3 separate regions of the Mus musculus genome follow, and regions 1 and 3 are each linked to region 2. Evidence: chromatin loops called from intact Hi-C (ENCODE). Cell type or tissue: heart. All regions are shown on one strand. Region 1 overlaps Wdr72 (WD repeat domain 72). Region 2 holds the start of Gm38678 (a long non-coding RNA gene). Region 3 overlaps Wdr72 (WD repeat domain 72).

The links. A loop is a pair of places that touch in the nucleus more often than their neighbours do. Peaks named below come from ENCODE experiments on the same cell type or tissue, not always from the same donor. Only the 100,000 strongest peaks of a DNase experiment are listed, where the experiment ranks them.
Region 1: a loop joins it to region 2, with 13 times the contacts of the local background. A loop is called at or near these places in 12 of 42 quality-filtered maps.
Region 3: a loop joins it to region 2, with 13 times the contacts of the local background. A loop is called at or near these places in 33 of 42 quality-filtered maps.

What each region holds. Positions count from the first base shown.
Region 1 is chr9:74,281,877-74,289,876 of GRCm38, reverse strand. Wdr72 (WD repeat domain 72) reads right to left here. Exons shown (of 20, transcript NM_001033500.3): 20 at 6,674-8,000. Among named protein-coding and RNA genes, the nearest start is that of Wdr72, 180 kb to the right of the region's middle. In heart, a CTCF peak has its summit at 3,470; no DNase peak of the experiment used is centred here.
Region 2 is chr9:74,863,986-74,871,985 of GRCm38, reverse strand. The region is part of intron 1 of Onecut1 (one cut domain, family member 1); the gene reads right to left. It overlaps Gm38678 (a long non-coding RNA gene), which reads right to left and starts at 6,188. Exons shown (of 3, transcript XR_870922.2): 1 at 5,347-6,188; 2 at 1-3,836. In heart, CTCF peaks have their summits at 818 (motif pointing right) and 3,932 (motif pointing right); no DNase peak of the experiment used is centred here; H3K4me3 peaks cover 472 bases; H3K27me3 peaks cover 6,389 bases.
Region 3 is chr9:74,137,815-74,145,814 of GRCm38, reverse strand. It overlaps Wdr72 (WD repeat domain 72), which reads right to left. Exons shown (of 20, transcript NM_001033500.3): 3 at 6,082-6,188; 4 at 2,249-2,327; 5 at 613-787. Among named protein-coding and RNA genes, the nearest start is that of Wdr72, 31 kb to the right of the region's middle. In heart, a CTCF peak has its summit at 3,768 (motif pointing left); no DNase peak of the experiment used is centred here.

The sequences.
Region 1 (8,000 bases), 580 kb after region 2:
AGGCTCTGGCAGAGTCTCTCAGGAGACAGCCATATCAGATTTCTGTCAGCAAGCACTTCCTGGCATCCAAGATAATGTCTGGGTTTGGTGACTGTATATGGGATGGATCCCCTGGTAGGGCAGTCTCTGGATGGCCCTTCCTTCAGCCTCTGCTCCACTCTGTCTCCATATTTTCTCCTGTGAGTATTTTGTTCCCCCATCTAAGAAACACTGAAACATCCACACTTTGGTCTTCCTTCTTCTTGGCCTTCACCTTGTCTGTGAAGTGAATCTTGGATATTTCAAGTTTTGGGGCTAATATCCACTTCTCAGTGAGTGCAAAAGAACCATGTGTGTTCTTTTGTGACTGAGTTATTTCACTCAGGATGATATTTTCTAATTCCATCCATTTGCCTAAGAACTTCATGAATTCATTCTTTTTCCATTTTCTATTTAATATTTTCTTTATTTACATTTCAAATTTATCCCCTTTCCTAGTTTCCCCTTCAAAACCCCCCTATCCCTTCCCCCTCCCCCTACTCCCACCCACTCCCACTTGCTGGTCCTGGCATTCCCCTATACTGGGGCATAGAACCTTCACAGGACCAAAGTCCTCTCCTTCTATTGATGACCAACTAGGCCATCCTCTGCTACATATGCAGCTAGAGACATGAGTCCCACCATGTGTTTTCTTTGGTTGTTGGTTTAGTCCCAGAGAGCTCTGGAGGTACTAGTTAGTTCATATTGTTGTTTTGTTTTTAATAGCTGAGTAGTACTCCATTGTGTAAATATACCACATTTTCACTTTTATTAACTCTGGCCTTCCTCCTTTGGTCTCTTGTTAGTGGGATCATCAGGGTTTCTCCAACAGAAATGGTCTTTAACCAGTCATATTCTCTCTTGTATTTTTTCCCCACTTAAACAGATGAGGGAAAAAGAGAACTGAAGAAGGCAAGCTGTGGTGCAATATCTCACCACTCTTTACTGAGGATCTCCAAGGACAGGCTTCCATTCCAGACTTGTTCTGTTGGTGTGTAATGACACTGGAGGAAACTGGGGCTCTATGTCAGCACTACCTTGAACTGTGTTTTCAGCCGAGTGGCTCCATTCTGACAGTTTAGCTTAACAGGAAGTGATTTCCAATACATGTCCCCCTGTGTGGGAAGGCAGAAGTCAGCATATCCTATCACCTAATGTCCAGGAGCGCTCTGGCTTTCTATGTTTTTAATGCCTTTTTAGAGGTGCATATGTGTTTTGCTTTGGTCTTTCGTGACACTCACAGAAAGCCACTCAGACATGTATCTTAGCATCAGGATGTTAGCATTGACAGGGGTTAAGAGGGAAGTTGCTTGCTCTGAACAACCGTAGATGAACGCATGCTACTCAGATGTAAGTATTCCTGGAAGATTATCTTTTATGATACAGAACATTAACTATTTGGTTTTTTTGTTATCTACCATGCTGTGGAAATCCTTGGTCTTTAAATCAGTTATGAAACTTGGCCACACTGCCCTTGATCTTTAATCCAATTAACATCAAACACTTTTAAAAGGACAGTTTTATTAAACTTACTTATGTACTTTGTGTATGCCAAATCCTCCAATCTGAGTAACAAGCCCGCCTAAGAACCAGAGTACCATTCTGACTGTCTATAATAATGATAATAACCAGGCATTTTGGTATGCAAACTGATCTTAATTAATTGTAATATTTTATTTATTAATAATAGTATATGCAAATGATGCATATAGTTGTGAGTTTTAGTCCACATGTACACATGAAGATAATAAAACTCAGGATAGTGTGTGAGACTGTCTAATCATTATTTTCTAGTAAGAAAGTGAAGGGAAGGCTGAGACTATGGCTCAGTGGCTAAAGTACTTGCTATACAAGCATGAAAATCCAAGGTCGAGTCCCAAGAACCCATAAAAAGCTGAACACGGTAGCTAGCACATGTCTGTAATGGAAATACTTCACTCCTATGGAAGATGAAAAATGGAGAATCTTTACAAACATGTGGGTCAGCCAGACTTGCACATGCAGTGGTGAACAAGAGACCCTGTCTCAAAGGAAGACTGACACCTCTGCCTTCACACATGTGCCACAATATGCCCACAGTTACACACACACACACCCTTTAAGAAAAGAGAAGAAAAGGAAGGCCAAGTAGCCAAGTTGCTCAACATTTATGCCACATTCAATGCTTGTGATAAGCATGTTATTTTTCAGAATATTTCTATTAAACTACATAGGTTAAGAGAGAAGGGATCAGGGATGTGAGCCAATGGTTCTTAACCTGTGGGTTGTGACCCCTTGGGGTATAAAGACCCTTGCATTGGGGTCACCTAAGACCATCGAAAAACATATTTGCATTATGACTAATAACAGTAGAAAATTACAGTTATGGAGTAGCAACAAAAATAAGTTCATGGTTGTGGGTCACACCACAATATGAGGGTCTACATTAAAGGTTCGCAGCTTTGGGAATGTTGACATCCCAAAGTGAAGGAACAAAAGAAGGGAGAAAGAAAACCGAGAGGAGATGCCAGCTCCCTTGTCTTCTTGCTCTCTTACCTCCCTTGCCTTGGGAGTCGGTTCCCACGTGCTTATCTGCGTGAAACCCTGAGCATTTTCTTGATATTGTGGACATACTGAGTCTATGTAAGGAGAATGTCCTGAAGCTGCCTTCACAAAAGCTGTTTTCTATAGCATGTATGAGTTGTACCTAAGTATCAGGAACAGAAGAACAGCCTACTTTTCTCCAGTTTTCTAGTACAAGGAAATGCAAACTTTAGTTATACAGTGGGGTGCACACAAGTCCCAAATCCTTATGGACATTTGAATAAACAGCTTCCTCAGGAATGTGACCCACAACCACCCCAGCAAGGCCACACCCTCTCCTTGCTCATGTGGCTGCTGCTGCGAGGTCTCTGGCCTCCCTTTCAGGTGTCTTGGGCTTCTGGGTGTGGAGGTGGCCTTCATTTGACAGATGTGTGCAGTCACATCTCATTAGGAAGATCAGGGCCAATGATTGTCTAGTCACATTTACTCAAGACAGTTCTCCAGTTCTTCCCCCGGCCCTGCCTCCAGGTGTGTACATAGATGACCTTGCTCCATTTCCCTAGAAGCATAGAGAGTCTGGGATGGAAGCAGTTTCCTTCCTTTCGCTGGAGAAAGGCTCCAGTCAGGAGAAGGGAAAGAAATCAGACTCTAGTAAACATAGAAGCAGAAACAAATTCTATCAGTCTGAACAGGAGGAGAATATGACTTCCGTATTGAGGGAAGTGACAGATGTCTCCAAGTTATGGGAACGGGTTTAAGTATAACCTTAAAATAGTGCTTTAGAGATAGGGGAGGACAGAGAGGAATTTGTCTTTGTGCTTTAAGCCCTTTCCCTTCTACAAGGATTTTTTTTTTCCCAGTTAGAATATGTTTTGAACCAGAGCCAGGGAATGAGACTGTTATTTTCTAACCTTGGGTGTTGCTGCCCCCTACATGGCAGGAAGACTATGAACAAATCAGCTCTTCTCAGAGGGGACCTGTGACAGTGCTGTCTGGGGGAACATACCCTGGAGACAGCCACATTTATCTCTCCACTTCACTCTCCCAAAGGAGTACTTATTCTACCCCGTTATTTTGAATTCTCAAATAAGAAGTTGAAGTAAATTCTTTGCTTAGACTGGGGAGGAAGGAACTGGCTGCTTATTTGAATTAGGGTCTGATCTCAGGGAATTGCTTCTACCATAAAAACAGGGCAACTTCTCCCCCAGGGTTCCTCTCTTGGGTAGAAAAAATAATCTTGAACTGAGTTCTCTGTATCCCCGACTCCCATTACCCAACTTCAGAACACAGAATGGAAGCAGACACAACACAGGATGCAACTGGAGAGCACAAAAATAGAACGGTTTGATGCTAGCTGAAAGAGGTTTGTTTGGATCAGCAATGCAGTTGACCCTACAGCATTAACAGGGAATCCTTTAAAAATTTATAGGAAGTTTGTAGTGTGTCAAGAATGTAGCATAGATTCTCTCTTCTCTCTCTCTCTCTCTCTCTCTCTCTCTCTCTCTCTCTCTCTCTCTCTCTCTCTCTCTCTCTCTCTCAGAAGGATTCATGAAAACACCTTCTCCTAGAATATGCACTGTCAGGATCTAAAAGGCTCTTGATGACTTTGCAGATAATTGCAATTAAAGTGATTGCTAAGTGAGTAAATGATAGCTTTAGGAGGCATGTGCCAACTAATTATTGCTTTTATGTAATGTTATGAATATTGGCATGTTGCTGGCATTTGTACTTTCCAGATTTCGGTGGAGTGTGTACTAAATAGGAACTGTTTGTCATTGCTGTTAAAGACCTTGTGTCCTTGAATAAAAATCCCTACCACCTTTCTAAGGATCAGGCTACGGAAGACAAAAGGTTCCTTCTCATGGATGGCAGAAAATGTGCTGTAGCAATAAGGTGAAGGTATTTAGAGAAATTGTCCAAAGGGAGAACCTGAAACACCAAGAATCTTCTCTTTTATCACACATACACAGACAGATAGACACACACACACACACACACACACACACACACACACACTAATGTAAACATGTTCAGGTGGTCTATGAATACCACAACCATCACAGTCCACTTATATACAGATCAATTGGGGTGGGATGGGGCGACGAGCAACAGTGTATTTACTAAAAACTAAATGAGCAGGTCCATAAATAAGGAATGGTTTTTAAAAATCTAATTAATATAAGACAAATATTTTTAGTGCAATATTTATCAGATCCAAAGAACTGCAAAAAAAAAAAAAAAAAAAAAAAAAAAGGTCTGATATCTTAAGTTTCAAGATGAGGCCTGGGGAAGTTAGAACCAGAGGGTAAGAGCTGTGGCAGAGCAGGCTCAACCTGGTCCCTGCTCTAGTCTAGAGGTGACATAACACCTGCCAGTCTCCAAGGGACGTAAGCCAGAAGGGAGTGTCCAGCAGCGGCTCCCTTGGGAGACTGGTCATTTTTATTTATCCTTTTACTCCACATGCTGTCTGCAGGATCCTTGTTGACCAAAGTGACCCAGGCAAGAACCACTGCATGTGGCCAGGATGGCATTTAACTGTGTGTGGAGGACAACATTCAAACATTTTTAACAAGTTTAAATTTGATTACTGCTAATTTAGAAAATCTTTAATGAATGCTAAGCACTGTAGAGATGTTTGCATAGGAGAGACTATGTGGTTATCATCAGCAGCTTTGAGCACATTGAATACACATTAGAATCCATTTTCTGGGGAACAAAGGAGTCTGAAAATGCCTTAAAATAACTGATCAAATAAACTGTATGAAATTAAAATTTTAAATTACAAGACACCATTCTGTGAAATGAAGAATGAGATCAATTGGAATTAAACTTTTCTGACACCCTACTTTAAATTTACAGCATATACATTAATTTTTTGAAAACTAGATTATCACAATCAAGGAAAAAACACTATAGTTTCTAAAATTGTTGATTTGAATAATGCTAAAGGGATTTTAAAATTGCAGGAAATTGGACAAACAAGGGAGATAAACATGACCGCAGATGCTAGCCCCTGAGGTCAGCCTACCTACTACAACATATTTTCTTGTCATTTCCTGATACTAAAGTGCTCCAGGAAGTCTTAGCTTAGTTTCTAGAGTTTAAGGGGGGCTGGGGGATACTTGAGGCTGCCTGCCTGTGTGTTTATAATATCACATGTTTGATTTTTATTGCTTGTTTTCCAGGGCTTGCATTGCCATCCACAAGCCATGATGTGAAGCTCTTTGGATGAGCACTGCCAGGAAGCCTGTCAACAGGCCAAGGGAATGGAGATCTGAGAAGCCTACACTGCCAGGATACACTGGGCTAGCCTCTTTCTCAGCATCAGGCACTTTCTAGACTCCACCCTCTGTACCACTGCAGGAACAACTCCACAACTCGCACAGAGGGTGCTGGCACACACTTCTGAAGATGTGGCATTTCCCTGAATGAGACTCCTGTACGTAGGTGTACTCAGGCATAAATATTACTAGATGATTGCCAAGAAGCAGGGCAAGATTATTTTTAATCCAAAAATTCACTACAATCACAGGACGACTCCGAGTACAAACAATTGAATGTACTCCACGGTTCACCAGGGGATAGACCTAAGGCAGACTTTCAGTTTTAATTGAGCACTGTGGTACCAAGTGGACAGGCATAACTAGTCAAGTTTTCCTAGACTAGAAATCACTGAAAACGTGGTCATAAGACAGTGCTCATAGAGGGAGCATTTTCAAACAGACCATGGATGGATTTGCATCTTAAGTAGAACCAGCAGGAGGAGCACATTCAGTTTTTAGCACTCTCTTTTTTAGCATTTAAAAGGGTTTTGTTGTTGTTGCTGTTGTTGTTATTGTTGTTGTTTATGTAGTGTTGGCTTTTAGAAAATGATAAGAAAGAGTCATAATGAAGTCATTTAATATGAATTTGTTCATATTAATATGAACTCAAACATATGGTGCTCCAGAATTATAAAACTCTGGTTAGTTAAGTCAAGCTTCCACCATGTTTGGTTTCCCAGCACTGCAGACTCCATGAAATATTTGTCAAGGATTTATTAATGGTTTCTTTAGATCTGAAAATATGCTAAATACAGCAATGATTTAAATATACTGTTATTCTCTGTAAACGGAATAATAGGACATATCAATGAAAATAATAAAACTTACTTTTAATAAACATACCAGACTTTTAATATGTACTTGGGATTTAACTATTAAAACTTTCCTTGTTAGAAAACATGCACTGATTTAATACTTCATCACCCAAAATGCTTGTGATGGCCTTGAAAGACAGAATCTATCCCCTGCCTGACTTGTTTGTAACTTGCTTCAAATGACTCATAGCCATATCCAAACAGGTAAAATGTTCAGAAGATAATGGTTTCCATGGGTATTACTATTAACAACATATTACAGTTTAAGTACAAATCAAAATTGACTTCATGCAGAGACATGCTATTTTGGGAAACATGAAAGATATATTTTCATCTACTTTGAAGGCATTACAGTTTTTTGATATTCATCATTAGATCCATATTCACATTCATCCAGCTCAATAATTAATTGCAAGTCCCAAAGCTTACAGGGCAAGTCAGCTTAAAGATGTATTTCTCATTTTGAAGCTCTCTTTCCCCCTGACTGCCGCATTTCAACAAGGATCTCAGGCTGTTGCTTAGAAAATTAGAATTAAAATTTTATGAAATTATATGAACTACACACACACATACATATGTGTACATACATGTATATATCATATATCTTTAATTCCATCTTTCTATGAGTTAGGGCATATTTCTATTCATTTAAATATACTTTAAAAATCTTTCATGATTTTTTTTATAAGTTAGACAGTCAATAAAAAAATCACAACACAAAATTCAGATCCCTTTAACAGGTGAGCACTTTCCATCCATTTCTGTTGATACTGCTTTGCATATTTTAGTTTAGAATTCCCAGTAGTCCAGCTTCTTTCTGGGAAAAGAACTGCAGATGTTTATTCTAACAAAGGATGAGCCCTGCTGTGTTGCAAGTAGGATCCCCTCCCCCAGGTCTATGAGGCTAATAAGATTTAATTAAAGACATTCTCCATTGTGTCATTAGAGCTCCATGCTGATTGGATCTCACAAGGCTAGCTACTGTGTCAAAGATTGACTAAAGGACATTTCATGTTTAAGGATGAGACGTGCAGGACCTGGTCTGAATTGAAGCACCCACTAAAACAATATGTCCTAACTCAACATGGCAAAGTCGGTAACGTTTTGGGTTAAATACCTTGAAGCAACAGTGAATTGAGAGTCCTGTGAATTCCTTTGGCTCTTGCAGTTCAGGAGCTGAGAAGATGAACATCTGAAATGGTGTTAAATCTATGCCTGTGGGCTGGCGTTCTTTGTTGCAAATATTGACAGAAAATAAGGAGGAGGAAGGAGACTCGCTTAGGCAATCATTGCCTTGAATTAGGACTTGGATATCCTCAAT
Region 2 (8,000 bases):
CTTGCTTTCTCTACTCCAATTTAAACTATTCTTTAAGATGTTTCTCCAGGGTTGGAGCTGGAGCTGAGTTGGTTGTGTGCTTGCCTCAAATGCTTGAATGCTTTGGCTTTGATCCCCAGCACTGGGCATGGTGGCACACCCCAGAACTCAGGAGGTGGAGGCAGGAGGATCAGAAGTTCAAGGTGATCCTTGGTTACATAGTGAGTTCAAGACTAGCCTGGAATACATAAGACCCTGTGTATTTTTTTTTTTACTGTTTACATTTAACAATGACTTTGGTTTGATAATAAAAGCCTTCTGTGTGCCACCCCTCTTTCAATTCGAGGATAAAGCTTACCAGGTTTTTATTACTTTGGGGGTGAGGGCTTAGAGGCTTGAACACCGAGTGATTTTGCCCAAGGAGGCTGACTATACTGTACTGAGTTACTTCTTGTTCAAGTTTTCCTCCTGGCAGTCATTTTAATCAGCACTTCTCCTATTTAATGATCTTGTAGTGCCATTACATAATCGCCCAGCTCACCAGATTAATGATGAAAAGAGGAACTGATTTTTCCAGCTGCATCATTTGAAGTAAACGTTAACTTTCTTTCTAAGTCCTTCCTCTAACAGCATTAGCGTGACAAATACGTCTTTCTCTGGCATAAGTAATTAGAATTTAATCACTTTAACTGCATCTTAATTACCCCAAATGAATTGAAAGGACATTTAATAGCAAAGATTAAATTGCCTTAATGAACGATTTTTGTGACTCCATCAATATTGGAATCACGGTAGCAGCTCCTGATCCACTCGTTAAGGCGCCTGCTGTAAGAGCCACTGCCACTAGGTGGCGTGCTTCACACGCTTGTATGTTTAACACCCCTACCTCCAAATCTGTTTAAGAAGGCAAGAGGAAAAGACAAATGAAAAGCACATACTTTGCTGTGTTCTTCTGACAAACTTTCTTTGGGACCATGAAATCACCATCAGATGTTAAAAGAAAGGAATGATTCCAGAAACTGCCCGTTCTCTTTACTCCATGACATATGCGAAGAAAGAGGGGTGACAGGCACGTGGTATGTGACAGGAACGGAGTTGCTCTCAAACAATCACCAACATACAAGCAGAGATTTTGTCAATTTGCTCTCTCTCGCTCTCTCTCTGTGAGTGTGTGAGTGTGTGTGTGTGCGTGCGTGCGTGCGTGCGCGTGCACACACACACACACACACACACACACACACACACACACACAGAGTCCTAAATTTGAGGTAACAAACAAGTTTTGAAAGAACAGAGCCAAAGGCATATGAGAACGTCAGCCTTGGAAGCACGGGTGGCCGTGGGCCTTTGGGCCTTTCTGCAGGCACGGGTCCCAGAGGGCCAGGCTTACCCGCAGAGCATATCTAATGAGATGGGCCTTGCCTATCGATAATTGTTTAAGTGAAAACGTGGATAGAGAGACATGGGCTTCACATCTGTTACCACTCTGGCTGTTTCTTTGGAGGGGATCAATTAAAAGAAATCTTGCTTGTACATCTGAGAAGAAGGAATTGTTTCAAAAGCTTTCCTTGAGAGCCTCAAAGAAAAAAAAATTTACTCTATAATTTCAAGAGCTTCGTGATGCACAGACCTTGTTAAACGGATGCTTGAGATAATGATGTTTACATTCTGGGTGTATTGATTGTGATCTGGAACTGGCAACACAAGTTATTGGTGGAGGATATGTTTGGCCAGGACCTCCAAATTAGGGAAACCGAGTCCAGGGCATCAGTAAATTCCAGTGGGATGACTAGAGACAAATTATTTAACCCACTACAGAAAGCATCAGAGAAAGGCAGAGTAACTACCACACACTATATAGGATCCAAGACCTCCATGCATATGAGATCACCTGGGAACCTGGGTCACACCCCATTCAATTAAACTGAAATATACGGGGTCGCAGTCAGACATTAGTTGTTTTAGGCCTTTAAGTAATTTCCACGTATAGTAAGACTTATGAGCCATCGGCATAGACAGGGAGTATTAAGTGGGAATGTCTACCACAGCATGAAATAAATACAATGTGAACAAACAACTGAAATTCCCTTTTCATTCGTCAGTATGACAAACCTGATGAATTGTCCTCTAGGGTTGGGCTCTGCTCAGCTGTCGTCTTATTAAATCAAATTAATTAATTAATTAATTAATTAAACGAACAGAAATGCTTTAGAAGCTATTTGTTCCATCATAGCATCTTTGGGAAGAAAGGTTATGTAGATGATAGAACAGTGAGACTCTGATAAATAATTGTATGTTTGTATCAAATAGTCAAGATTGTCACATGGCTGGCCCAGTCATCTGTCACCTCAGGAAGAGTAAGCTTTATCTGAGTGAATATACTTGTTTTATTAAAAAAAAAAAAACATAAATGGGTGGTATTTGGAATGTATGATTGTATACCAAACTCATTTACATTAGAAATAAGATGTTCCTTCTTATTGAACCATGTAGAAATAACATGTCTATCTTCTGAGGGTGCACACTTGTCTTAGTCAAGTGTCAACACACAGAAAATGATTGGTGGTGCATATGGGCTGAATTTTTTTTTATATATTAGAAATGGATTCTATAACAAGCATTGTTTTATGAAATCCTCTTGCTGTAGCTACCCCACCAAGTTAGGCGACATTCCATTTTATCAAACTGTGGAAATCTTAGTATTTAAATAGGCTCTGAAATGAAACTGGCTATTTCATTTTCAAGTCACTGGGGTTGAGTTATGAAAATGAACATGTGTTTAAATACTCCATTATATGCAGTTTACTGAGAATGCTGGACTGCCACTAACTATGGAAGTGGAGGAGCGAGACACTTGGGAACCTCCCTCCCTCTAAATTACCCACAGCCATTAGAGTTGAATATTTCCTTTTTTTTTTTTTTTTTTTTTTACAAGAAAACCAAGAATGGATTTTACCGGTATACTCTGTAAGAACTGTTGCTTGAGAGAACTTTGGGGACTAGCGTGTTTGATTAGCTGAATTTGCCACGGATGTGGAAGATGACGACATCAAACAGCTAGTGTAACAACCTCCTTAAAGACCTCGTAGATTAGAGATGACTATAGATTTTCCCCAGCACGGATCAAAGGGACTGAATTGAACGTTTTAGCTTAATGATCCAACTCCTGTCACACCCACCGGGACGCAAATTCCGATTTTATATGCTTGTGTGCACGTGCCATGCCACGTAGGAACAAACCAATCAACACCTGATCTTTGACGACGGTTTTGATCTTTTCGACGACCCGACTAGGCCGGTTTTTATTCCAGGAGGGGCCTCTCGCTCTCACAAACTTCAGAATATTCGCTATGAATGTTTCTTTGCTACAGCATGGAATCCTGTAGCATCTTGGCTGCCTTTTTAGGGACAGAGACCAGGATTAGGCTACGGGGCTGCGGGGCTCTGTCCAGGGTCCTGACTTTGGGCCCGGGTTCCATGCCTGCAGGCTCTGACAGCTCCTTCACTCACCCCTCGGGAGGGAAAAACAAAGGCTTCTAAGCTTCAAGCCTGGGGGGTGCCCTCTGACTCACTCAGGCCAGTTTGCTGGGAAGCTAGCAAAACAAAGGAACTGTTAATCTGGGCGTACTATTCTGGTCACAGCCTCCGACTTCAGAGAGCCAGGGTCACCTCTGCAGTTATCGCTCCTTTCAGGTAAAATGTCAGCATAATTCGGGCAGGGAATCAAAACATTTACTTTTTCTTGGTAGGTTACAATTAGGGGGTGGGTACCTTAGAATTCGAGCTGTAATTGGTAGGGAAGGAATTGTGTTTCCCTCGATGGAGCTTGCATCCTCTTCTTCTTCCACACCCTCTTCCTATCAAAACAGGGCTTAGAAAAATTTTAAGACAAGGATGCCCTAAAAACAAAGCCTCGGCCAGACCAACATCTATCTCCTGTTCTCTCGCCAGGTGGCCACTAGGGGTCGTGAGCAGCGTCTTCTGCTCAGCTACTCCAGTTGCAGCAAATATAGAACCTGGGTTCGGAAGTCTGGGAGCGAAGCCAGTTTCATCTCTGCCTCTGCCCGGCTCAGCTCGCAGAGGGCAGAAAGCTTCGAAGATAGTTACGTTATAGGTTTTGAATGGCTTTGCTGCTACGATATAGCCGCACTACTGGCTATATATCCTCTGTGTCCGTTGTAACCGGCTGGATCTGGAATAACCACAGTACCCTGGCCCCTGGGCATATGGGGATGATATTGATAATCACAGGTCAGGATTATCCAAATATCACTAGGCTGCATTTTGGGGAGGATGCAATAAGTGGTAGGCACCTTCTGAACATGCCATAGGGTTTGTTTCTGGTGGGTGTTCTTTCTGTGTTGTGCACAAGGTCACTACACCACAGCAGGGTTAGCCCGCTACAAAAACTACAATTGCTAATTATCACCACAGGCACACCCAAACTTCTGCACTTCCTCTCTTCATGGGACGTGGGTTCACCACCACCACCAACAATAAAAAAATACACAAAGCCAACTAATATCCCACGGAGGGGATAGATAGAGTCTGTGAGAAAAATTGCCTTTCAGAGCCTTCTGATGACTGTCCTAAGTCCTTTTGACTTCATATCTGGTGTGTGTGTGTGTGTGTGTGTGTGTGTGTGTGTGTGTGTGTTTCAGCTACCACAGTTCACCCCACCATTCATCCCTGGAGGCTTTGGGACTCTCGGCTGCCTTCTGATAACGGGTTATCCCTTAGCCTCGCTGGGAGAAAGCCATTTCAGGCCTTGACCCCAGCCTCCAAGGCGGACACGGTCGGTCGCGCCCTGCAGGCCCTTTGTTCAAGCTGCAGCGGGCTAGTAGCAGCTGCACCACGGGAGAGCCACAGCTCAGGGCGCCAGGAAATCAGTGAGGTGGCACCGCCTTCTTTTCCCACTCTGTAGCCCAGGGGCCCTTCCAGCCCTGGCATCTCTCGTGCCCAGTCCTGGCCTCTCTCTCTCTCCACCCAGAATTCTTCAGGGGTTGAAAAAATGCTGTTCCTAAGACCCAGCCTAGCATTCCTGCCTGGCTGTCGCTGCAGCGGCAGTACCAGACACTTGAAATGTCACCGGTCGGGATAAATATTAACACAAAAGCAAATGGACGTGTGCAGAGCCAGTTATCAATCAACCAAGCTGCAAGGCCACTCACAGCAAACACGGCCCAGGTTGGGTTGGGTAAGACTTTCTCAGGGCCACTTCCAGGTAGGAACACTCCCCCCACCCCCATCCTCCCTCAGTTTAGATCTTCCTTTAGCACAAAGAAATAAATACCCGACCGCAAGGGGGCGAAGTCCCGGGTGCTGCAGGGCAGGCCATCTTCGCGCAGGGCTCGGAGGTCTCCTTACCTCCAGCAGGGTCGGCTTGCTTAGCACAGGACCTTGCCTGGGCTGAGGACCTGAGCAGCCACCACCTCCTGGGTGCACAGTGCTATAGTCACATTCATTGGTGGGTGTCTCTTGCGGTCTCTTTCCGTGCTGCTAGCAGAGGGGCCGAAGCCTTCTGGAATATTTAATTGGAGGCTAATCTCCTCCTGTCTTGATAGACGCCCACATCAGAGGCGGGGCACCCAGCTCAGTCTCCCCACCCCACTCGGGACCAGAAGCGGCGTGCGTCTGGTCACGCTGCGTTTTAATGAGCAGCAGCAAGCATTACATTGAGGCAACATCTATTGATTTTTAAAAGGTAGTTAATTTGGTGAGAATTTCCTCCAGTCTTTCACCAGCACTTGTAATTTATACACCAGAAGGCGCCTCCCCAAACATACTGCCACGTGCAGAAGATTTGACCCTCCAAACAAGCTACAGTGGAACACAGAGAGGCAAGTGGAGCACCTCTCTTCCACTGAAGAGTAAAGGAACTCAGCAGGGTCTTATAAAGGGGTTGAGAAAGGATGCTGATTTACTCTTTGGCGAACAGCTAACAAAGCAGCAGCAGCGGCGGCGGCTGGTCCTGGGGAGCAGGTACCAAGTTCCTGCAGTTGCCACACCAAAGCATCAGGCGGGTCAGTCCTAGGCTCCATCACGAGGCCTGCTAGTCACCATTTCAAGGATCAGAAACCGACTTCTCTTTAAAGAAAGAAATCAATGAGCAGGGCTGGGTTTTCTTTAGTGGCTCCAAAAATAGGCTGCGACTTTCCTGGAGAATGGGATGGTTCTGAGCTCTTTGCTGTGAGTACCTTTTTCCCCTCCCCCCAGCCCCCTCCCCTGCCTCACTGAGGCCTTTATGTTAAAGAAACCAAATAGGAAAAGAAGGAAGAAAGAAAGAAAGAAAGAAAGAAAGAAAGAAAGAAAGAAAGAAAGGAAAAAGAAACGAAATAGGAGGTGCTCTGCTGTGTCTCAGGACATCCAGTGTCCCCTGGTTTTACATCCACTGACGCCTCCCGTGTGCCACACATTCTAGGAAAGGGCCAGATGCCTGGTGCCAAGAATAACAGAGAGCTAGCCATCTGGACTTAGGTGTGTAGATATCCCTAAGACGACCTTCTAGGTCTCATGAGCTCAGCACCCAACTCATCCCTTTGGTGCACAGGTTCTAGAACTTGGTCTTCCTTCATGGGGCTCCCCAGCACCAAGCAGCCACCCCCCAAATCCCTGGCTCAATTTTCTTATCTGGAAGTCAGTGGACCTTGCATAGGACAGACAGGTTAGGTTTCCAGGACTAAGCAATCGGCTCAGTACAGGACCTATCATATCAGTCTGTCCTTCCCGGCAGTGACAGAGACCATCCTGTGACAGAGACCATGTGGGATGTCACTGACGTCTCGAGTGTCTTCACCAAGTAATGGGGTGTGACTTTCATGAGGGAGTAGCTTTTTATCCACACTCCTGGACCCCACAATGGATAGCCTCAAAGCACTACCTTGCCTGGAAGGTCTGGAGCAATGGCTTCAAGAAGGTGTAGTGGAAGGTTCTGGAGCAGAAGGGAGAGAGAGCAGCAAGGTCAGCTGCTCGCAGGGGCCCAATGGAGCTACACAGAGTGCTACAGAATGGAACCGGGAAGGCTTAGGGGTGACATTCCATCAGCCCAGGTCCTCCATCTGAGCTGAGGCCTCATCAGATTCCTGGGTCACCAACCAGAGTCTGCTTTGAGAACTTTATAGCAAAGGGCTTAGCTATGCTAGAAATTCTGGGTGGTCAGAGGCTGAAGCAGTATAGCATTCGCGAGGGAAGGCCTCTAGAAGCCAGATTGGGGGGAACCGTTAGGGTAGCCTCGAGGACTAGGATCTGAGGCTAGTCCACACCTACCTCTCCCCAGCTTCTCATTGGCAGACACCGGGTGGGGGAAGGGGGGTTCGGCCTCACGCTTTGATTTTAGTCTGTGAAACGGCTCAGTGCCCTCGGCTCAGAGCGGATTGACTGTCTTTCATTCTCTAGGGACGAATTAATGGAGAACGATCAGTTAATTAACAAACCCTCATTCCAGCGTTTACCTTTCTCTTCACCAAGACTCAGACCTGGGCGCAAGGCTCAGATGAGGCTGTGTGTGTGTGTGTGTGTGTGTGTGTGTGTGTGTGTGTGGCTTGGGGATGGGGGGTTGGGGGTGGGAGGACAAGGATACTGGAGTCAATCAACGCAACAACCTCCGCCCAGGTCTATGAACACAGTCCGCCCCTAGGCTGCCCTTTTCTCGCGTCTTCAAGGGTCGCCGAGTGTGCCTGGATCCCTGATGCAGTTCCAGCTGAGCTCAGCTGTCCACTAGGTCTCTTGGCCCACTACAGGAGCCAGGCCTGGTGCCTGCACTTGGCAGCTGAGACTTTCAGTGTCGTCCCCCGCCCCCCTCCCCCAATCAAACAGCCTGCTAGGAATTTTGAACTGGGTGACAGGCTTGCTGATTCGAAAGACATTTACACATTCCCACCCAGTAGCAGCACAGAGACTTAGATGGGAAAAAAAAAAAAGCATGACGACGACGCAAAAGCTAGTTGTCAGCCCAGGCTCAACCGGGAGTTTCCTGGGGGATCTGGTCACTGTCCGCCTCTGTCCCCTTCCTTTCCACAGCT
Region 3 (8,000 bases), 730 kb after region 2:
TTTGATTTTTGTTAAGGGAATGATTCCATTCCAGGTTCTACCCTATGTGTGTGCAGAATACAGCTAAAAGAAGAGCCATGGCGCCTGTCAGGCAATGGTTGTGCTGAACCTGTTATAGGTGGGAATGTAGAAGCAATTCACATTTTACTTGGGCATTACCAACTACAGAAACAGAGTTTCAGTGGTATATCCAGAAAAAGTGCCCCACACCTACACACACACACACACACAGAGAGAGAGAGAGAGAGACAGAGAGACAGAGACAGAGACAGACAGAGAGACAGACAAAAGAAAAGAAGGGGAAGACCAGGGGAAGAGGAAGGAAAGCCAGAGAGAGAACACACAAACAGCCCAACTGCCTGTCCCTCTCAGCAAGCAGAACTGAGAACTGGATCATAGAAACAGATTCTCTTTTGCATGTCTCCACCTCCTGCTGGCTTCCTAATACCTTGACCCACTGGTGGAGGAGATCTGGGTTTCCCCCTGCCATGGTTTTAAGAGCTGCCCCAGGACAAGGAGAACACTAACAGTGATCTCAACTCTTGCTTGACAGTTTCAGTAGTATCTCACCGGCCGCTGCACCATCTTAGACGCCAAGGTGCCCACCGTTACCTTGAATTCTCACGGAGTGAACGATGCACATGCATTTCATCCAGTCGGGCGACTGTAAAGAGGTGAAGGTATGCAGGACAGCCAGAGTTCCAGCATCAAGGACGAGAACATCTTGATATTCCCCACAGCACAGCAGCCAGCCCTCTCCAGTCATCCGGAAGGAGCAGTGGTAGTACTATGGGATGGAATTCCAAGAACAGCACCTCAGAGATGGATAACATTGACACCCTTCTAGCTGTGTAAAGACCTCTCTCTCCCTTGAATTCCAGCCAGCCTCTCCTCAGTGAACCCTCCGATCTAGGTAACACCTCAAATTCCCTTCATTAACCCCAGACTCTTGTCATGTTGACTTTTCAGCTTAGCTTCAACCACACCCCATCCCCCAGGTAAAAGGAGAGTTCTTTTTAAAAGACACACTGTAAGTCATGGGACAGCAATAGGTATATTATTTCTGCAATGTTATTCAGAGCTAAACAGTAACAACCTGAATTCTCTGCTTCCAGTAGTACTGCTAAAAATTGGTAAGAAATGAAAGTGTTTCAAGAGTACTGGGGAAGTATTCTTGTACCAAATACATTTTGGAAGTATTTTCTATTAGAGACCAGGTTATCCATTCTACTTCAACCCTGAGCTCTGCATCTGGGTTCTGATCCCAAGACAAGAGGAGAGAGTGGGTGAGTGTTGCTGTATGAGGTTCCAGCATGGACAATGGGAAAAATATAAAGACATATGGGTGGTGAAATTACCCCTTCATTTTTAATCTGTCTGTCATAATCCAGAAGCTACTTAAAAATCAGAAAGTATGGCTAAGATAAAGTTCAGGTGAGGCCCTGGGCTCCACCTCTGATACTGGGGGAAACAAGAAAGCCCCTTAATTGGAAAATGATTATAGAAATTATAACTAGGCTTCTTTATCATTTACAAGTTAAGAAAAAGTAAAAGAGAAACAAATAAACCCACCAGAAGAACTAGTTAAGATTTTAAAACATGGCCTGAGCTTTACTGTTTTCTTGAGAGTTTTACACTTTTAATTATGGGCATGTGTGCATCAATGTAGGGTCGGGTATGTGCACATGAGTGCACCGCCTGCAGCAGGTAGTACAGGGCAGGGCATCTCCTTGGAGCTGCTGTTAGAGGCAGGATTCCTATGCTAGGAACCAAATTCTGGTCCTCTGGAAGAAGAGCGAATGCTCTTAAGCCCTGAACCATCTCTCCAGACCCAGAAGAAAGTCTCATGTTTTATAAAAAAAAAAAAAAAAAAAAAAAAAAAAAAAAACCAAACCAAAAAAAAAAAAACACACATCCATCATTAAAGCCAAATCTTCCCATGTACTTGTGGATATTTTGTGTCACCTAGGAAATGCAAAACAATATAAAAATCATTTTTTTTCTAGAAAGATAAGAAGCAGAAATGAAATAACAAGAAACAAATGCTGTGGAACAATGTCTTTAGACTGAGAGGAAGGCCAAGATAACAGACAATTACTGGGGATATTTTTCTCACCATGGAGGAAAAAAAAAAAGAAAATGCAAGAAAAGAATATTCTCCAAAGATACTAAGTGCTCAGATAGATAGAAAGCACAACATGTAGTTACTGTTTGAGCATCTCACGTGTCCTGAGGGGAGCGCACTTACACAGATGGCTGTGTGCCTGTAAGGAAGGCTGGTCTTCTCCACACACTGGCCGCTGCTCACATTCCACATACACATCTCCCTGGAACAGAACACTCCACATTATTCTCTCCCATTTCCACACAATTGGCTGGAATAATTTTTGTGCCTCCAAGTTTTTCTTTAGTGATGCATTTAGGCGCAACCTGATCACGCATGTAGGTTTTTTTTTGTTACAGATTACTGGGCAGGAAACTGCTGCGGTCATTAGTAAGGTTGACACAGTGTCTCTGTATCATTTTGTGTGGGTAATGACACCCTGCCTCCAGCCTGCAAGCTTTGTTTTAGGACCATCCTGGCTGAGAACAATGTGGGGTCTCAGGCATTGTGGCCTTCAAGAGGGACAGGACTATGGACTTTCCATGGAAATAGCATCATTCAAAAGCAGTTTACATCATTGAGCTTAAACTACATATTCTGAGGAGGACACACATCATATCTGTTTGCAGAAACTCTCCTCTCTCTGTCTCTCTGCTCTGTCTGTCTGTCTGTCTCTGTCTGTCTTTTTGTCTGTCTCTTTGTCTCTGTCTCTGTCTCTGTCTCTGTCTCTCCCTCTCCCTCTCCCTCTCCCCCCTCCCCTCTCTCTCTCTCCCCCTCTCTCTCTTCCCTCTCTCATGAAAACAAACAGCACCACCAAGAGGCCTCATTTGGTCCACCACGATCCAGTTTCTTTATTTGATGTTTTTTTCCACTCATGATTTAAAATCCTGAAATAAACAAGCCTTAACTTGATATTTGAAAAAAGCCTCATTATTTGTTTTAGGCTTCTTGTTTTAATTCATGTTATGACGATATGGACACAGTCTGTACAATGAAGCTGTGAAATGTGCCAGGTAATTTAAACCTAGGGGATTTCTGTTCAGTAAACCAAGGCAGCAAAATCAGTGTTGCATAAGAGCATAAGAGTCTTTGGTTTTAGACACTTCAATACAGAAGATATGTGTGTGTGTGTATGTGTGTGTGTGTATGTGTGTGTGTGAGAGAGAGAGAGAGAAGAAACACAAGCTTTGTGAGTGTTGTGGGAAATGCTGCAGAGCCATGTCTCCAGACCCACAAAAAGTTTCATATTTTATAAAAAGCACACTGTTAAAACCAAATCTTCCCATGAACTTGTGGATGTTTTGTGTCACTTAGGAAACATGAAACAATATAAAAATCATTTTAAAGATAAGATACAGAAATGAAATAACCAGGAACAAATATTGAACAGTACCTTTAGACTGAGAAGAAGGCCAAGATAACAGATAATTACTGGTAATAGTTGAGGTAAAAAAAAATAAATAAATAAAATTAAAACAGATTAATGCTATTAAGCATTGCATACATTCGATGATTTCCAGGGGTTTGTTTTGATAACAGAACACTAGGAGTCAATATTCTAAACCAGTCATTCTGAAATCTGAGTGGTTTTGGTTCCCCACAATCAACCACTTTCCAGGAACCTCATTGCTACTAGGAACACACTGCTGACATCTAGTGGCCAGAGAGCAGAAGTGCCGCAGCCACCTTGTGTTGCACAGGTCTCCACAACAAAGGATCTCATTCCAAAATGCCATAAATGCAAGGTACACAGGTGTGCCCTAGAATCAGAAGAAAATATTCATAGAAAATATTCATTGTTTAACTAACTGCATCCCAAAGATTTTTCAAGGTAACCTGAAAAGACGTGTAATTTACAAGACAGGAGGAAAAACTTTGCGTGTCCACAAACACATATGATGTGTGTTTGTATGCATGCAGAAAAAAATAAGAAGAAAGGAAATATAGACATTAAAAATATATCCCAGAAATGAAACCACTACTAACATATCTAAAGGGGAAATGAAGGATATAGAAATCAAAGTTAGAAATGGAATTCTAAGTAGCCAATGGTACAAAATAACACAGTAACGTAGTTTAGCGCTGTAATTTATGGTCCTTCCTTGTATCAACAAACACCCTAAAGTATTTAGAATACTCCAGAAATCCTCACCCCATGGCTGTTATTAGTTTCTACCATGTGTTGTTTTTTTTTAAACTCTTGGTAAGCTGATATGTTTTGAGGTAAGTTTATTTTTAAGTTATTACTGGTATCACTAGTAATCAGTTTTTAAAGATTTATTTTATTCTTATCTATGTGTATGTGGGGGGGGCAACAATGTATATGTGCATATGAGTGTAATGTCCTTAGAGCCCTGAGGAGGGTACCTGGTCCTCTGGAGTCAGAGTTACAGGCAGTTGTGAACCTTCATGTGGGTGCTGGAATATGAAGTTGAGTCCTCTGGAAGAGCAGTAAGCATTCTTCATTGCCACGCTATCTCTTCAGACCCACATCTGGACTCTCTTTTCTTCTTTCCTATTCCCTCTGAGAGCTATCTACTCCTAATTATTTATTGCTGTCTCTGTGCTTGGTAAGCTAAGATTTCTCATCAGAGCTCAAGATTCCCATACCCACCTGCCTACAGATGGTTTCACTCGTATGGCATCTGGGACTTCATAAGCCTTGGGCAACACCTTCTTCCTTTGTTGGTTCTGTCGATGACTGGTCTATCCGAATGTAAGATTCCCAACCTAGCGTCAGTCTCATACTTCCCCAGCTGTCTACAAGTGGGCACAGGAGGATTTAAATACAGTCTCTAGGATGTAGGGATAGAAGGATAGCCAAAGATTGTGCTAGAAATACAACTTAATGGGCCCAAGGTCACCCCTATGTACTCATATCTGCAGGATTAAGGCCCAGAACTCTACACTGAGCCTTGGCAGGTAACTCTGAGATGGATCAGTCTTAAGGCCCCTCTCCTGGCAGAATTTCCATTCTGAGTTGGGACACTTACCTACCGTTCATCCACTGGTTACCAGAATGTCTCATAACATATGGCTATCCTCTCTACCAATGCCAAGGCTTTGTGTTCTGAAATTTTAATTTACCATGTTGCATTAACTATGTAAATTTATTAATATAAATTTTAATATTACCATATCAACCTCATTTGGTTAGTACATGCCTGATAAGTGTTTCCCACCATTTTTCTTTTAAAATATCATTTACCTAGCCTATTATTTTTACAACCATCTTTCCCAACCTCATTTTCTTTTATGTTTTCCTTGATTTATTATTTTTTCTGATTGTCTTACAATCACTGCAGTGTAAAGCTTGGTCCTATCACATAATCAAGATTAGCATTTTTCCAAAAGTCAGTCCAACTATCTTACTGTGTGCTTTCCTTTTGCATGTGCAAAGGACAGAGGTCCACACTGGCTGTTTTCCTCAGTCAAGCTTCACTTTATCGTGAATGTCTCAGTGTTTGTGCGTGCACACACATATGTGGTTGAACATGGAGAGTGGGTATACAACTATGTGTGGGTTTTGTGTGGCTGCTACTTTTCAATTCCTGTGGGAGAGTGGGAATAAATATCATTTCCTGGGTTAAGAATGACCGTCAACATGTGATCCTCCTGCCTTAGCCTACTGAGTGCTAGAGTTACAGGTGTTCGATACCACACCAGGCATGAAGTGCTTGGAGGCCAGAGGTCAACACTGGGTGTTTGTCTAGATTGCTCTCTCCTGGTCTCCCATGACATCTGGGGCTCATCAATTTGGCAAGACTGATCAGACAGCAGCCTCCGGATCTCCTGCTGCAATATACACGCCTCAGATGTGGGGTTATAGCTTTTATCATGGTTGCTGGGATTCTAACACAGGAAATCACATTTGTGTACAAGCGCTTTAGTCACAGGCACATCTCCCCTCCACTCCTTTTCAGGGTCACAAAGGAAGGTAATGGAGACGGAGGTAAATGTAGACACCCGTCACTCACCCATTCTCAGCAGCACTCACAACGTAAGGCTGTTTGGAGAAGTCTCTCGCTCTTGCCAAACATGTCACCGAAGCCGAATGACCAAAAAGAAGTTCTTTAGCTGAAATCTAAAAATGTTGAAAGTGAGTTTTTTTAAAAAAAAAAAAAAAAAAACCAACAACTCTGAACTCCCAGGAATAATTAATAATAATAATAATGCATTTGCATATTCTAATTACGAAAATGTTTGTGCTAAGAGGTTTTATGTGCACAAGTTTCAGGTAAGCTGATACACAGCACATCAACATCCACAGACGAGGAAACCCGGAGATGAAGGAATGTGCTGTCCTTAGTTATCCATTTTATTTGTTTGGGCTTCATCATGAAACTTAGGTGACCAGCAGACTACTTGCTCAACATTCCAGTTTTGAATATATATAAGTTGGTGCACTTGTTTCTCATGTCCAGATATCCACCCCCACCCCATGACCCCAGCCTGTTGCGGGTGGGGCAAGTGATACTGGATGCCTGTAACTCCAGCACTTGCTAGGCTAAGGCAGGAGGGTCACATGCTGGAAGCCATCCCCTGACCCAGGAATGACAAATGTCATTGGTTCTCCCAGACAAATTGAAAAGTAACATCCTCACAAAAACCTACGCCCATTTGTAACAGTTTTGCTCAGGATTATTAAAAATGGGAATGCAACCAAGCTGCCCCTCAGTAGAATATAAACTACAGAACTGTAGGCAAACAATGGGATACAGCTGACGCTGAAAAGAAACGAGCAGCTAAGCTGAACAGACAGGTAGAGTTCCGCATGTGTTGCTTAGGTGAAAGAAGCCACCCTGGACAAACCACTGCTGCAACACTCCAACTCTGTGACCTTTGAGTCAAGCTAGAACTAGGGAAGTAAAAACATTAGTGCTCATCTAGGGTTCGGGAAAGCAGGAGACCATAGGGCACAAGGGACTTCTAGAACAATGAAATAATTCCGTATCACATGACAAATTGTGGACAAATGTCAGTTCATAAAAGCCTATATTGTGTCCATTCAGGGGCCCTAAGAAAGAATTAACTATAGTATGAGTCAGTAACCATAAGGACTAAATTGATTCAATTCAGTAACCAGAAGTATACCACTTCGGGTGACATGGTGTCATGGTTAGCATTAGTCATTGTACTGGCTGGTTTTGGATGTCAAATTGACACAGGTTGGAGTTATAGAGAAGGGAGCTTCAGTTGGAGAGATGCCTCCATGAGATCCAGCTGCAAGGCATTTTCTCAATTAGTGATCAAAGGGGAAAGGCCCCTTGTGGGTGGGACCATCTCTGGGTTGGTAGTCTTGGGTTCTATAAGAGAGTAGGCTGAGCAAGCCAGTAATGAACATCCCTCCATGGCCTCTGCATCAGCTCCTGCTTTCTGGCCTGCTTGAGTTCCAGTCCTGACTTCCTTGGTGATGAACAGCAGTATGGAAGTGTAAGCCCAATAAACCCTTTCCTCCCCAACTTTCTTCTTGGTCATGATGTTTGTGCAGGAATAGAAACCCTGACTAAGACAGTCATTAACTTGACACAAATCTAGAGTCACCTGGGAAAAGGTAACCTCAACTGAAGACTTGCATTAATCAGGCTGACCTGTAGGGCAAGTCTGAAGGGTATTTTTTCGATAGGTGATTGAGGTAGTAGGGCCCAACCCACTGTGGATGGTACTGTTCCTAGGTAGATGGGCCTGGGCTATATGAGAGAGCGCATAGCAAGCCACGGGAAGCAAGCTAGTAGGTAGTGCTCCTCCATAGCCTCTGTTTGAGTTCCTTCCCCAACTTTCCCCAGTAATGAACTGATACCTGGATGTAAAAACTAAATAATCACTTTCCTTCACTAAGTTGTCTTGGGTCATGTCATTTATCACAGCAACAGAATCCCACTAGGACACACAGTGA